Linked DNA regions of Homo sapiens: region 1 is linked to region 2. A link is a loop called in an ENCODE intact Hi-C map of the cell type or tissue named here. Cell type or tissue: A673. All regions are shown on one strand. Links, peaks and the distances in the headings refer to the core of each region. The heading gives the core; the rest is flanking DNA.

The links. Hi-C counts contacts between places; a loop is a spot of excess contacts. Peaks named below come from ENCODE experiments on the same cell type or tissue, not always from the same donor. Only the 100,000 strongest peaks of a DNase experiment are listed, where the experiment ranks them.
Region 1: it touches region 2 in a loop (9-fold over the local background); 2 of 110 quality-filtered maps call a loop at or near these places.

The regions. Positions count from the first base shown.
Region 1 is chr10:62,439,872-62,448,180 of GRCh38, forward strand. It overlaps a transcript of ZNF365 not described here. Among named protein-coding and RNA genes, the nearest start is that of ZNF365, 70 kb to the left of the region's middle. In A673, for the core only: no CTCF peak of the experiment used is centred there; a DNase peak (open chromatin) is centred at 4,230; H3K27ac peaks cover 1,423 bases.
Region 2 is chr10:62,691,270-62,699,578 of GRCh38, forward strand. No RefSeq gene overlaps it. Among named protein-coding and RNA genes, the nearest start is that of ADO, 110 kb to the right of the region's middle. RefSeq lists an enhancer at 54-223. In A673, for the core only: no CTCF peak of the experiment used is centred there; DNase peaks (open chromatin) are centred at 1,122, 1,672 and 2,222; H3K27ac peaks cover 3,252 bases.

The DNA.
Region 1 (8,309 bases), core at 2,550-6,549, 250 kb before region 2:
AAAATATCATCTCACTTTTAATTTTGATACTTCTTAGAACCTGGCCCAGTGCTTGAGACAGAGTGGTGGCTAAATAAACATGTGCAATCTGCATGTTTTTCCTTTGTCCTGTCCGCACTTTCTCCCGCACAAAATGGACTTCTTGAAATTAGTCTCATATGCTTATCTAAGAGACTGCTAAATTGGAATAAGGAACTTTGCCTATGGAGTCTGTTATACAAAATGCACGTATGTCAGAGGATACCTTAGGCTCATTTTGCCATGCAAATGCTAATAATTATAAGCTTTATGAATGCATAGTTTTATTTATTTATTTATTTATTTATTTATTTTTGTATCTCCTCTTCTTGTTTCTTTCTCTTTTTTTTTAAACTTTTATTTTAGGTTCGGGGGTACATGTGAAGGTTTGTTACATAGGTAAACTTGTGTTACTGGGTCACGGGATGGGGGGTTTTTTCTACATATTACTTTATCACCCAGGTATTAAGCCTAGTACCTAATAGTTATCTTTTCTGCTCCTCCCTCCTCCCAACCTCCACCCTCAAGCAGACTGCAATGTCTGTTGTTTCCTTCTTTGCATAAAAATTTACTTTTAGAGGGCAGAGGTTTTTCTTCTATCTTTATGTCTACCAGCACTGTGCCTTGTACAGAGTTTACAGACAATGGGTGAATAAGTAGGGGGAGAGAGAAGGGAAGAAAGTTAGAAGCAGCAAAATGCATTTAGCAAATTGACAGATATGAGATAGAGAATTGTAAGTTCCTTGAAATGAAAATACTGCCTTACTAATTGTGTATCTCTATAGTAGTGTTTGTAAAAGTGTCATCTCATTATTCAGAATCAGCTGGAGCTTTGCTGAAATCCGATTCCTGGTCCCTACCTTAAAACTACAGAAACAAAATGTCTGAAAGTACACCCAGGAATCACTTGTGATTTACTCACTTGTGAATTACTGCCTCAGTGCCTGGCAAAGTCCTTCCTACATATTAGATATTTAGTAAATAACAGAATGAATACATCATCCGATCTCTAAAGTCATTCCTTTAAAACCTAATGTCTTTATGTGATGAGGCAAATATTTCCCTCACAAAAGAGAAAAGGCCCTCTTCAAGTGGGCAAAATATTTTCCTTGATAACTAAGAAGACAAATAAATTATTTAAATATTCACTTACTCATAATTGATGATTATTATGAGTATTCTTTGTGCTTTATCTACATTGTTTGGTTGAATCCCCATAAAAAGTCCAAGAAGCAGATATTATTATTATCCCCATTTTATAGATAAGAAATGAATAACCAGTGAGGTTAAATTGCTTGGCTAAGGTCATACAGCCAGTATGTTGCAGAGCTGAGAGTCAAATCTAAGGATGTCTGATTCTAAAGTCCATACTTAGAACCATTCTACACCCATTGGCAGTTTCTTTTTGCTCCCAGGTCCCACGTTGTTCATGAAGCCTTCTTTGACTTTTTGCATCGATTTTATCTATACCATATATATTAGTTCTTTAAATAGCAAAATCCTAGAATGCTAGAGAAAGAAGAACACAGGGGCCATCTAGACCATTTTCTTTATTTTATAGATAAGAAAATTGAGGCTCAGAGACATGATCTTATTAGAAGTCATACAGACCTCAGTCATCCACACAGGGCAGAACCTTACTGATTCTTGGGGCCTGCTTCTAGAGTCTCTGGGTGCGTAAATCAGATGCAAGGGCCTGGTAATACAGCTCCATGGTTGTGTCCAGTCATCAGCCAAAGTTGGGAATCACATATTCTATATCACTTGGCATTTCATCTGTGTTGTCTTATCTCTCCAACCTTACTTTAATTGGAAGCTTGCTCTATATTTTGGGATCCCTACAATGTCCAGCAAATAACTGGACCTATTTTACATGTTTAATATATGCTTGTGAATTGAATCGAAGAAAGTTTGAGATACTGGATATTTCACTAGGAGGTGGCAGGGAAATGGATTATAGCAATTTAGTAAGGCCACATAACAGCAAATACTTCAGGTGGGAGGCAGAATAGATGGTGATTATAAGATTTGGCTTGTCTCGTTTGCTTCAGCTCATAATGATTCCGGAGCCCCGTCAATCAAAGATTTCAGATTGCAGAGTCTTGATTTCTGATTTTCTTTTGCCTTCCCAAGCTGGGTAGACATGCTTAGCAAACGTGATCCCCAGATGCTTGGGACATGTCTTACACTGCTATAAGCACACAGAACCAAACCCCAGTGACACTCTTGCCTTGGAGTGGCAGAGCCTTATATGGAAACAGAGTGTACTTTTCGTTTTACTGGGGGATCTTTAAATAGCAAGGAACAGCAACTCAAAGCTTTCCAAAGAGCTACTTAAAGTTATTTTTCTCCATGACAACAGCCTGGCAATAAGGATAGAATTTAAAGAGCCAGGATCCCAAGTCGAAAGAGAGAAGGAAAATTTCCCTGCTAAATTGAATGCTCAGAGATGAATCAAAGCCAGAGTGTAAATTCCATACATTGACTCACAACTATAGAACAGATGAGATGAGCAATCAAACTACATTCTTTAATTAACTGTATGCAAAATCGCGGATATTTAAAGGTGTTCACTTGGTGGTGGGTGGGGTGGAGGGAGATACTCACAGGCTTACGTTACAATTGCTGGTGCTGAAACGATGGCTTCATTTTCTTGCTTGTTACCTTTAGAAGTTTGGAGGGATGGATGTCATTTGGCTGCTTAAAGGTCAACTTCTAAATAATCCTCCTGGCCTTCTTCCTTTGCCTGCACCTAGCAGAAACACCTTTGCCCTGTCTCTTGAAATCCTACTCCTCCACATAGGCTATGGTGGACTCAACTCCTGGTTCTTCTTTTCCAACAAGGGAAAATATTCAGATGTCTTCTCAGGGAGTCCTCACATTGGCTTTTTATTTTTCTAATCTGAGAGGCTGGCTTTATCCCCAACATGGGGGGAATTTCTGAGATTTACCTTCCACTTCTGATCATCCCCAGGAATGAGGACGGACTTGCCCTGATAACTTCCTTACCCTCCACTCCTGACCAAGTTCTAGTCCACTGGAGCACCATTAGCTTTAGAATTGATCAACCCCAGAAACAGAACAGATTCAATTGTCCGTCGCATACAGGGATGCACTCAACAGTGCTCCCTGCAAGGGCTCAACCGGGCTTTGAATTCTGAATCACCGGACACTCTGTTTAGTGACACGTAGCTCTCTAGCTACAGTGGCAGTTTTTACCACTGACCAGTGCCCGTGATGACCTTTCATTTGGCAAACATTGAGTGCCCTTTATAAGTCAAGCACTAAGTACAGCACTGAAGCAGTGAATAAATCAGTTATCAGCTTCTTCCTTCTGAGGTGAAAGGGATTTTCCTGTAATGATTGGTTCTAGTTCTGCCCTTTGAAAGCATATAATTAGTTATTCCATTCCTTCAGAAAACTGGAGACAAACAGAGACCCTCAATGTCTGTTGTCACTCTGATCACTCCTTCTTTTGTGTATGCCCCAGTTGGTCAGTGACCCTTTCAAAGGAGACTGCTTAGAATTTTACCTTCCTTCTCGGGTTCCTCTGCCTTGTGTTTAGATGCTCTGGTTTTATTACAGTTCCCTGGTTCGGAGCAGTTACATGGCTTATCATGTTTCCAGAGCCTAGAGGTGCAAGCTTGCATATGTATATGTCTCTTGGGGAGAAGGAGTTAAAAACATTAACTTCAACCTGGGGAGTTGTTTTTCTTCTCCTGCTCTTTAACCAGAAAATAAATGTGATTGTAGCTTTGAAAACTGAAATGCTAGCTTTTAAACAACTGGCAAATAATAGCGTTCAAGATTTCAAGGGGAAAATGGGCTCCATAAAACTTCTGTGCTCAGAACCCCCACATTGTCCTTTTAGTTGGTAAATTGAGAATAAGTGGCAATGAGGAGGTAATCGCCTTTAACTGCATTTCACTGAGAACTAATGTCCCTGTGACCAGTAAATAATGTTAACTTAAAAAAAAATTAAGCCAGGCCTCTCCACTGTGACAACTTAAATATGCAATGATTACAGTCTTGAACTTTTGCCCCCATGGAGTACAGCTTGACTGTGAGGAAAGGGGTACATTCATCTGTTCCACCAAAGCATTCTCAATGCCATCCATGACAAAAGTTTTGGACTGATATTATCAAGGATTAGGCAATCCCTCTGCTCTTAGACTTGGCATCTTCTAGGGCTGAGAAGTGTCAGACTGACTCCAGGAAGCATCAGCCATTTCCTCTCACTCCAGGGACAGGAAGGACTGACTTATTCCCCTGCTGATTATTTTCTGCCCCCATTTCCCATCTTGTTCTGCTCCCCAGATGCATTCTCTGCTCTTCTCTGTGCCCTGGGAGGCTGATCCCTGCAGATACATCTCTTGGTGTGCTGGCTGATTTTGAGTTGAGTTTGGCCATTGAGAGGCCCCGGTAGGAGACAGGAGAGTGGGAAGAGAGGTCAGTGTATAACTTCTGAGCCCTCTGCTTCTGTAGTATGTCTCTAGAAGTAGCTGCGCTCAATTACTTCAAATTACAGCTTCTGCCAATTAGCTCCTTATCTATGGTTCTAGTTTTCAGTAGACTCTAGCAATTGTCTTGGCCCTGGGCCCCAGGGCTGGTAATGGCCCTAGGAGGCTGGTAATAGCCTCCTATTGTTGCTAGTCTCTGGATGCATCAACCACCCTAACTTTTCCTTAACCTGCCCTCTCCTCTGTCCTTACATCTTCTTCATTCAAATCACCTGGAATGAATTCTTTCCTGCATGGGCCCTGGCAGTTAAACTTCTGAATGTTCGAATCTCTTCTTGTAAGTCATGTAATGCCATGCCATCAACTCCAGGGAAGCCTTCTTACCTCTTTCAGGCAGATGCAGTCCCCAGTTCTTTTATTTTATTTTATTTTATTATTATTATACTTTAAGTTTTAGGATACATGGGCACATAGTGCAGGTCAGTTACATATGTATACATGTGCCATGCTGGTGTGCTGCACCCATTAACTCGTCAGTTAGTATTAGGTATATCTCCTAATGCTATCCCTCCCCCCTCTCCCCACCCCACAACAGTCCCCAGAGTGTGATGTTCCCCTTCCTGTGTCCATGTGATCTCATTGTTCAATTCCCACCTATGAGTGAGAACACGAGGTGTTTGGTTTTTTGTCCTTGCGATAGTTTACTGAGAATGATGATTTCCAATTTCATCCATGTCCCTACAAAGGACATGAACTCATCATTTTTTATGGCTGCATAGTATTCCATGGTGTATATGTGCCACATTTTCTTAATCCAGTCTATCATTGTTGGACATTTGGGTTGGTTCCAAGTCTTTGCTATTGTGAATAGTGCCACAATAAACATACATGTGCATGTGTCTTTATAGCAGCATGATTTATAGTCCTTTGGGTATATACCCAGTAATGGGATGGCTGGGTCAAATGGTATTTCTAGTTCTAGATCCCTGAGGAATCACCACACTGACTTCCACAATGGTTGAACTAGTTTACAGTCCCACCAACAGTGTAAAAGTGTTCCTATTTCTCCACATCCTCTCCAGCACCTGTTGTTTCCTGACTTTTTAATGATTGCCATTCTAAGCAGTCCCCAGTTCTAAGAGCAGGGGTGAGGCAGCCCCAACCAGGTCGCTCATCAGAATTGCATGGAGAGCTTTGAAAAAGATGCAGATCCTGAGATCCCACCTATTGAATGGCACTTTTCTAGAGTGAGGTTTTACAGTTTCTATTTTTAAAAAGATCTGAGCAAGAGGGCAAGGTGGTGATAATTGTGCAAGTTAGGTGCTGGATACGTGGGATTTGTTACACCATTTTCTCTACTTTTGTGTATGTTTGAAAGTTTTCGCTACAAAAAAGAATCATATTAAGATTCTAAGTTGAGAACCACTGATTCAAAGTGGAAATCTGATATTTGTTTTGCTCATCTCATTGTTCTTTTTCTTCATTGGCCTCGGTCAGACCATGGTAGGGTCCCCATATGTGTAAACAATTGGAACGAGGCAGAGATCCAGCATCTTCTATTGACTGTAGTCTTAGGCACCATGAACCCAGGAACTCTGGTCTTGTCTCATCGGATACCTTTATAGATTGGGTTGAGCTGATTTGGCCAAATCTATTGGTCTTTTTTGAGCAGTTCCCACTCACATAGACACAATTTGTGACCTTTAACCAAATTCTGTAAGTGTAAGGTTGGAAAACCCAAGTCACTGCACTCTGGGATGGCTCTCCTTCCCTTCTTTATGAGAAAGTTCTCAGGAGTCCCGCAGTTCTATTTGTACTGTACCAGAAAAGGACCCAGAGTTCCAAGTAGCAAATTCAGGTTTCCAGTCCCTGCTCCTGTGTGATCTTGGGAAGACAATTCCCTTTAGAATTTCTTCAATTTCATGTCATAGTAGTGAAAGCACCATCTCTGACTTTGAACCCGAGTTCTGCCACTTCCTAACCATGTGACTTGGGGCAGATTGTTCAACTTCTGTATGCCCCAATTTGTTCATGTGTAAAATGGAAATATTAATAGAAACCACATCATTAGGTAGTTGAGAATATTAAATGAGCTACTATATGTAAAGGGAATAGCATTGTGTGTGGTGTATCACAAGTTCTGGATACATGCTAGCTGATGTTATCATTATTGCTCCTTAAATTTATATTTATAACTTTGGAGAGCTAGGCAGAAGGAAACAGCAACAGTTTCAGATACAGAGCTTCCAGGGATTTTTTTTCTTTATCATAATATAATTTGAAAACTACTGCTGCAGCTATTGAAGAAATGAATGGCTATAAAATTTTGGGGGAAAAAATCCATTCAAAAAAGCCTGTGTGGTTGACTCTGTAGTTGCTGGTCGTTTTGTAGAGTTCTGGGATTTTGCCACCCTGGGTGAAACGGCTGGCTGGTCCTGAAACTGCTCTTTCCCTGCTCTGGCCTGGGACTGTCAGGAGCGGCTTGAGTTACTAGTTTTGATGTGTGGGAGGCGGTAGTGGAGGAAAGAATGGAGGAGCATCTAGGATGCTCCTGAATCAAGTGGGAAAAGACAAAAGGCTGAGATGGCCTTGGCTAATGTACACCCTTTCTCAGCCAATTTGAGGACACCCGGCTTCATTTAGCAAACCTGACCTCATGTTCCTGTCAATTAAAAACTATGCAAATGTGTTTTGAATTTTGTAGGCAAGGGTGTATTATCTCCTAATGCTGACTATTAAAATTCCTGATAAAAGCCAATATCCAAAAGTTGGATAGCAAGACAGAGAGTCAGAGAGAAAGAAATTTGGGCCTTTTAATAATTGAGTACAAAAATACATACATTAATACATAATTGTACTAAAGAACAAGTGCTTAAGCCCTCTCTTGGCAGGGAGGAAAAGATTAACCTCCCCTTTACATACAAGCTAACCTAATCTACTAAACTAAAAAATATATATATATTGTTTGTTTTTTATTGTGGAATCTGGGCTTCACAGGAGTGAGATGCTAAGTGACATAAACTGCTTCACTCTTAAACCAGGATCTAGCAAATGGTTGAAAGCTAGCCCATCTGTAAAGAAGTATGTCTTCACTCTGAAATACTGGTCACTCACACTCTGGCATATTCTGTTATTTCCTCCAATCCCTTGTGGCATGTATTTAAAAGTCACTGGCTGAGAAAAGTCGGATTCCATTGCTAGTTTTGATTTGAGAATGGCAAGGAGGGACCTCATCATAGTGCAGGACTCAGAACCTACCATTCACCCTGTTGTTCTGAAGACGGTCAAAGAGTCACATGCGGTGGCTGCCTACCTCCTGATGGTGTGCTCCAGTACTTGTCTGTGCTTTACCCCTTTCTTTGCGGGGAATCACGCTTCCCTGGAAACTCTTTTCTTTCTGCTCCCTCCTCTAACATGTGTCCTGAACAAGAGCTATGTGACAATGCCTTTCAGGTCGTGGTGGATGGTTTCATGGCAGGCAACTGATGGAAGCTGAGCAGTCAGTGTCTTAACCCTCACATTGGTTCAGCACTGGGTAAGGGACCCAAGCTACTTAAAGTACAATCTTTCCTTGGGATTAATTCCTGCCCCTAACCTTTTATTATGAAAATTTTCAAACATCACAAAGTTGAAAGAACTGTATCGTGAACACCCGCCACCCAAACTCTACCAGTAGCCATTAACATTTTATTACATTTGCTTTATCTCATATCTATCCATCTCACCAGCTATTAATTCAATTTCTTTTTGTTGCATTTAAAAGTGGATTGCAAATATTATACACATCTCCATAAATGTTTCAGCTTGTGTTCATTAAGTAAGATTCAGTAT
Region 2 (8,309 bases), core at 686-4,685:
TCTGGTTTACCTTTTAATGTCCTAAGTGGAAATCTTGGGAAGAGTGATTGGAGGAGTACATGGGTAGAGGAAGAAGAAAATTGAAACTCTCTTTAAAAAAATACAATTGAATTAAGAATTTAGTATTACATTTTAACATAACAAGCACTAAGAGAAAAGTTTCCTTAAAGAATAGACTTTTGCTGTATGTCAATTAGTGCGCCCGTTCTTGTAGGTTTTCTCTGCTGCCTCAGAGCCAAATCTTCAGCCTCCCACACAGATCTGTGAAATCAATTGTCTTCCCCAAACATGTGGTAACCACAGAGAAGTAAAATTAATAAAACTGCTCCAAAAGATGATTTCTAAAGATGACATTCCTACTTTCGCTTTAAGCTTTCTTTCCTGAGGCCAAGTAGGGGCCTGAAGTGGGAACAGGAGGGGTTTGGTGAGAATTTGGGACCCGTTTTTTTAATATTTAAGTTTTAGAGTTTCAGTTTCACTTAGTTGTTTCGGGAGGGAAGGAGAGCAGGGAGAAGTTAAAGGTGTAAGGAGGAGGCCAAAAAAAAAAAAAAAAAGGTAAAGAAAAGCCAATCAAGTTAGGACTGTCACACCTGACAAACATGCATGTCATCCCAAGGCGGTCTGGGATCCACTCAACAACCCCACACACGCCTTCATTTGGTTGCCCGCCTCCCCCACCTGGGTTGAAGGCTACCACTGACGGTGGCATGTCTGACATACCGAACCTGCCACCCAGTGATGTTCCTCAGGAGCAGGCCCCACTCAGCCCAGCCCTGACAATGGTAGCTTAAGACAGGCAGAGGCCATCAGTCTCCATTACGAAGACAAGGTTTTCCTCCCATATTATCCTGTCTGTCATGTCCTCCTTAGACTCCAAAGGCACGGCTGTCTCATACATCATCATCATTTTCTCTCCACAAAGATGGAGAGCCCCAGGGAGGGGTCCTTTTTCTCAGCGTCCTGCCATGGATGGCCAAGGGCCTTCCCTCAGTGACAGAAGCAATGCTGAGCTGCCAGGGGAGACATTTGCATCCCTATTAGGCCCGGGGCTTTGAAGGTGGGGGAGGAGGGACCTGCCAGCCAGTTTGTAAATCAGAAGCTTAAACAAACTTCCACAGTCTCTGGAGGCCTGGAGAGCACTCCTGTGATACCAAGAGTGGAAGGAGAGGGAAAAAACAAAACAAAACAAAACAAAAACCTCAAACGTAGAGCTCCGGAACATACATGCGCTTAGTTTTGGCAGAGAAAAAGATACACTTAGTCTTGGCAGATACACAATCTTGTCACTGAAAATTGGAATATTGTTAATAGCAGTTATATTAAATTAAGCATTGGGTGCATAATTTTACTGAATTCTCACAACAGTATTGTTTTACATTTATAGGACATGTTTCAGGAGACAAAATTAAGGCTCACATGACTAGCCAGAATTAGAAGAAACCTATTTGTCTGACTCTAGGCTGGGCACAGTGGCTCATGCCTGTAATCCCAGCACTTTGGGAGGCTGAGGTGGGCGGATCACTTGAGGTCAGGAGTTTGAGACCAGCCTGGCCAACATCTCTACTAAAAATACAAAAACAAAACAAAAAAAAATTATCCAGGCCTGATAGTGTACCCTTGTAGTCCCAGCTACTCAGGAGGCTGAGGTGGGAGAATTGTTTGAATCCAGGGGGCAGAGGTTGCAGAGATTGTGCCACTGCACTCTAGCCTGGGTGACAAAGCAAGAAGAAAGAAAACAAGAAAGAAAGAAAGAAAGAAAGAAAGAAAGAAAGAAAGAAAGAAAGAAAGAAAGAAAGAAAGAAAGAAAGAAAGAAGGAAGGAAGGAAGGAAGGAAGGAAGGAAGGAAGGAAGAAAGAAAGAAAGAAAAGAAAGAAAGAAAGAGAGAAGGAGGGAGGGAGGGAGGGAAAGAAGGAAGGAAGGAAGGAAGGAAGGAAGGAAGGAAGGAAGGAAGGAAGGAAGGGAAGGAAGGAAAGAAAGAAACCTATTTGTCTGACTCTAGATCTTTATGCTGACTACCGAAATGTGTTAGTTGGTCAGATATAGAATACCCTAGAACTTTTGCATGTGTCCTAAGTGATCATGTTAATAGTTACTACTCATAAAGACCTTCTATATGTCGGGCCCTGTTCTAAACACTTTGCATCAATATTCTCTTTTAATCTGCACAGGGAATAGCATGCTGAGAGACAGGGGTTATTGTGATCATTATCTACATTTTACAGCTGGGGAGACTGAGGTTTAGAGAAATTAAGTAACTCACCAGGTCCTCACTAGCAGTTGGTGGAGTTAGGATTCAGACTCAGGAACTCCACCGACCACAAATAGCCAATATAATCACTGATTTGCTTGAGAAAGTCTATAGTAATCCCAGGAGAAAGGGCCCATCATGCAGTGAAGGAATGCAGTTTTCAACATTGGGTTCCTCACTGATGTTAATTTGGATGAAAGCAGCTGAAAATGAACCTCATGGGACTTCTCAAAGGAGCAAACTTGTCACCAAATCAGGGTGAGGAAGACCCAGGTCTTCCCTTGGGTTCGAGAGGGGAAGCTGATTAGCTTACGGTAGGTATGAATTCAGTTCTTTCTTGGAATCAGCTTGCGGAGTCACTGCTTGCTCTCTAGTGGTCACTGCCACTGGGGATGACCTATTAACAATCGGGCATGAGGAGCTACAGCTCTTAGCATGCCAGCGGGGTAACCTATTCTTTCTGCCCTTTCTTAGATAGAAGGAGGCACTAGCATTGTTCTGAGCCCCTAGAAATTTGACTAAGTAATCCTGCAGCATAGAATTTGACCCACTTGCTCAGGCAAGGGCTTCTATCATGCCCAGAGGTGAGGCAGCAGCAACAGAGGCTCAACCTAACTCAACATGGTTGTGGAAGACCCTGTTGGTTTCCTATCAGCCATCCCCTCTTCTTTCTGTTAATAGAATGCTGATATTGTTTAGCTGACCCTCCTTCTCACGATCTGATGTTTCACTGATGCCCATAATAGCTACTCCACTTACTTTGCCAGTTAGTAGCTAAGGAAAGGAAAAATGACATAATTCTAGCCAAACAATTGTGAAGGGATTTATGTGAGGGACTGGGGGCTCTGGAAAGGTTTCTGTATGGAACTCTTTTAAAAAGACACTTTGAGAAAGCAATGATCTTTTTCCTTCCATTGGATGTTGTCATGTGATGCCCAGAACTGCAGCAGCCATACTGCTACCTCAGTCTATCTCCCCTGAGACCAATTCAGCCACTCTGAGAAGAACAGATCAACATGATGGGAAGAACCTGAACTCTTGAAGGTATTGATAAGTCACCACATTAACCAACCCTGGACTTTTACTCCTTAGTAAAAGGACTTAGACTTTTGATTATGTAAGATATTGTTCTCATGTATCAACAGAGTCTGGTGCAGGAAATGCTGGTTAAATGTGATAAATAAGATAATTCACACAAAGCACTTTCAGCAGTGTCTACCATAGAGGAAACTTTAGTTATTATTCCATTCATCATACATGTGTAAAGCTCCCAGCTCTTTGTCTTCCCCTGCCCCTAGATTAGTGTTGAGACAATAATGAAGGCAACAGGCCTGTGTAACCCGTTTCAGTCTACAAGAAGTCTTGGAAATGTTCAACCTCAAAACATGTTAGTTGAACCATGGCAACAGTCCGGGTGGAATCTACACAAAGCAAAGTTCAGAGATTTGAGGTAAAACTACCACCTTATCTCGCCAGACTACAAAATCATAGAAACCCACAATTAAGGACATGATGTAGAGATCTGCTATGAATTTCCTGGTTTTGTTTATTCATTGAGTCAAAACTAAAAGTAATGTCTCTTCTCTTCCTTGTAAACCATACACTTTAGGAAGAAAAATCAATAATATTCCCAGCCAAGATGTGCATGTTATATCATAAATACAGTATTATAGACTCTTTGAATAGGGTGTGATTTATAGTTGGATTCTGGCAGCTGCTTTGAAGCCATACAATTTTTCACTTAAGGCTAATTAGAGGATTCTTAATTAGCAAATCTTTCATCCATTAGATTAGACAATAAAGATTTTTCAAAACTACTGTAATATTTAGTTCTCTTTTTCTCATCTTAACAAAACAGACTAGATATCTATCATTTATAAAAAATCTCTGTTCAAGCTTTATGAAGCTCATAGCCAGGAAATAGCCAAAAGAATCGAGAAATGTGAACTCTCATCCCACCCCGACCCTGCCTTCTTGGGACCTGGAGTAAGCCACGTTCTTTCAGGTCTCAGCTTTCTCATCTATGAAATGGAGAAGATTAATTAGATCAGGGTTTCTCAACCTTAGCCTCATACTTTGGAGAAAACAATTCTTTAGATGCCTAGCAGCATCCTCAGCCTCTATCCACTAGATACTAGTAGCACCCCTCCCCCGCCACACACACACACCAGTTGTGACCATCAAATATGTCTCTAAACATTGCTAAATGTCCCTGGGGGGGAAATCACCCCAGCTGAGAAACAATGAATTAGATCAGGAGTCATAAATGCCAACAAAGGTAAAGCTGTTTTACAAATGAGAGAAGTGGATCAGATAAATAAAGACAAATTCAAGAGCAAGTATCCTATCAAAAGGGGAAGACACTCTCCATCTCCAGTGAGTTCTTATTATGTCTCACAATTGTTCAATAGAAGGCATGAATCCCACAATTATGTGAAATCTCTTGGCTTTTTTTTTCTTTAATGTTGGCAAATCATTCCTTGTAGCAGTTAGGAAGGTGGGTTTTAGAGCTAGAATGTCTTATGTTCAAATCCCAGGTCTACCTCTTACTAACTTCAGTATCAGGCAAGTTCTTTCGAATCTCTATGCTGTGGTTTTCTTATAAAATAAAGAAAATAATAATATTACTTCATAAGATTATTGCCAAGTTTAAATGACACAGCACATGTAAAAGACCCAGAAAAATGCACATAGTAAGCTCTCAATAGATATTATCTATTATTATCCCTAAGATAAAGAAACACTGTAAACCAAACTAAACATAGGTCAGACTATAGGTCAAACTCAGTCTAGAGGCTACAGGTTTTCAACTCTGGCCTACAAGATTTCAAGGGTCTGTTTAGGTTTCCTAAGGTTATGTGATTCCATTTTATGAAAGCAAGGACACTGATTATTAAACTCTGATAAATTCCATACAGTTTAATTGAGGAGATAGAACTCTGACACTAGCAAAGCTCAGGTGGGCAGAACAGAATTCTAATTAAATGTCAAAATATGTGTTCTTAGAGGTCAGCAAGAGAAGATAAGGAGCCATTTCTGCTTTCCATTTAAGAAAAAAAGAAATAGTTCTCTTTTTTGAAGAAAGTACATGAAAAAAGAAGAGCATCAAATTTGGAATCTGCCATCTTCAACAGTATCCTCTTAACAGATGCCATGACAATACAGTGAGCTATTCTTGACTTTCTAGCTAAAATAAATCGTCAATTATAAGTTGGTATCATTAGCCCAATTGCTTTTCAGTGAGATGTCTGATACAGGCAATAATGGATTGGTTTCTCCAACCTAATCCTCCCACTGGAAACTAACATATCCACTGCTGATCAATACTTTGATTTGAGTTACTTATAACTCTGTCAGACATGAGTATCTGCTTCACTCCAGGGTAAAGAAATGAGATCATTTTGCAAAATTTAGGTCAGACATTAAATTGTCTCGGGTGAGTTGTTTTTGTGGTCTAGAGTCACATGACCAAATCAACACTGTAGAGGATTATCAGAAACTAAAAGGGGCAACCTGAATAAGTACCCATTGCCTTTATTAAAGCCACGTCATGGAGTATAATGAGGTACTAGTAGTCTGTGTGTTTGAATCATATTTCAGGGAAATGCTTTGCAAACATGACTTTTGTGCTTTAAATTAAAGTTCACACTGTTTGACCCATAACTCCTCTTCCAGGAATCTGTCCTAAGGAACTATTCAGAAGCTAAAACTAAAATGTATGCATAGATAGCCTATGCAATATTATTTATGATAGAAAAAGTAAGTACCAACCTAATGACCAATATTAGAAGAATATAAAATAAATTAAGAAATAACCCTATGATGGACTATTATGCAGCCAATTATAGATGGTATTTCAAAGAGTATTTCACTACCTGGAAACATATTTAATATATAATACTACGCAAAAAAGGTGATAAAAATTGCATATGTAATATGATACTAATTGTGTGTATATATGTATATGTAAAGATATTCTCCATCAAAATGTGAACTCTGGTTATTTTTGGGTGGGATCATAAGTAATCTTCATTTCTATCTATAAACCTCTCTGCATCCCTAAGTTGACACCAGGGTTGCCATATGCAATAGTGCATATTGTACACTGCAGAAGGGCATCAAGCCCATGGGGCACTCCAAGCCATGTACCCTGTTACTACTTCTGTTCAGAGAGGATGCTTTTTTCAATTTGTACATATGAGATACTGAAGCCCTGTTATATTTTTATAATTTAAAAACCCATAACATTAAAAAACCCCATCTTATCCAGGGGTAGGTAAGAGTTTATATGGGGCCTGAGGTTTAAACAACTGAGAGGACCCTCTTTGTGAAAAGAACAGAGTCTTTTAATTATAAAATAAGTCATAGAAGTAAATTTCAATTTAAAACGTGAAAAAAAAATCACAGAAACTTCCTGGAGACTTAGAGATTAAATTCTTTCTCTCTAGGTAAGTTACCAGAAATGCTTAAAGAAAAGTCCTTCCTGATTGCAACCTGGCTCCCCTCCCAATCAGAACACTCTACAACTCCCAGAAACTCCCAGCTATCCTGGGGGCCCATATAAGGAAATGACCCTGGAGGTTAAGCTTCATTAGTGCCACAGTAAATCTGGCTCTGATCTTTGGGGAAAGAAAAAATTATATCAACCCAGAGCCAAGTGCTATTTCACAGATAAATTTATGATTCCAAACCAAGTAGTCCAGAAAGTATCATAGCTGTCCAACACTACTAAAAGAACCATTTTATTTCAATTTAGCAAGGGCTTTCCATAAACACTCATTAATATAATTACTAAAATTCAGGACATTTCCTGCTGTATCCAAGGATACAGCTGTCTTCTGATATATATTAATTAGATGCTTAAAAGTTTTGTCATTTTAAAACAGAGTCAATCTCCGGCACCCTCCACCATACGTAGAGTTCTCCCCGTGCCAGGACAGCAAAGAAAACCTTCAACAGGTATTCATACCATCTTACTAGGCCAGAGAAATGGCCTAGGGTTTACAGCAGATCTGTCTCTAGTGAGCCATTGAGGATACTAAACTAGGCTCCTATGACAGAGAGGTAGGGGCAGAAGAGTGGTTCTTCAATTACAATGAAACAAAACAAAACAAAAAGCTAAACAACAATCAAAACAGACTTTCATATATATATACCACCAGTGAAAACTCAACCCCTAAGATATTCTCTAGATCAGTTTTTTTCAACATTTTTAGAGAGAGAATTTTTTCAAAGAAAAGCATACACTGAACTCCAATATATAAATGAATACTTGTTTTCAATCATGTTATCTCCAATGCAAAAAACGCTCAAAACTAAATCTATCTTGAATAAATCATCACAACAAGGTGTGCTATATGTTCATATTTCAACTGACTATATTAAACTATTTTAAAATTGACAATGGCATATGTATGCTCCCCAATTTTACATGTTGGACATACAAAGCCTAAATTGCCAAAAAAAAAAAAAAAATCACTGCAGAGTGATAATATTCTTATTTAGTGGCATCTATATAAAACATTCAAATTTGTGCACAAAATGGAAAAATACACCACAAATATGATTGAAAGACAAATGATATAATCTGGAGAGAAATATTCACAACACATATAACAAACAGCACATATAAAATTGAGATGCCAGAACTAGATAAGAGAATGAGGCAGAAGGACTATTTGGAGAGAGAATGGCTAAAACTTTTCCAAAACTGTTGAAAGATATCAACCCACAGACACAAGATTAGCAAACTCCAATCTAAAGACAAAGAAATCCACACTTAGGCATATGATAGTCAAGCTGCTAAAAGCAAATAAATAAAACAAAAGGAAAACAGAAACTCCTGAAAGAAGATAGGGGCTGGGAGGAGTGGGAGGGAGGACATATTTCATATAGGGAAAAAATGATAAGAGTGACAACTGACTTTTCACTGGAAATGGTGACCAGAAGACAATGGTATGACATCTTTGAGTTCTGAAAGGAAAAATCCTATCAACTCAGAATTTTATAGCTGGTTAATATATCCTACAATCTGACAGTGAATTAAAGACATTTTTAGACA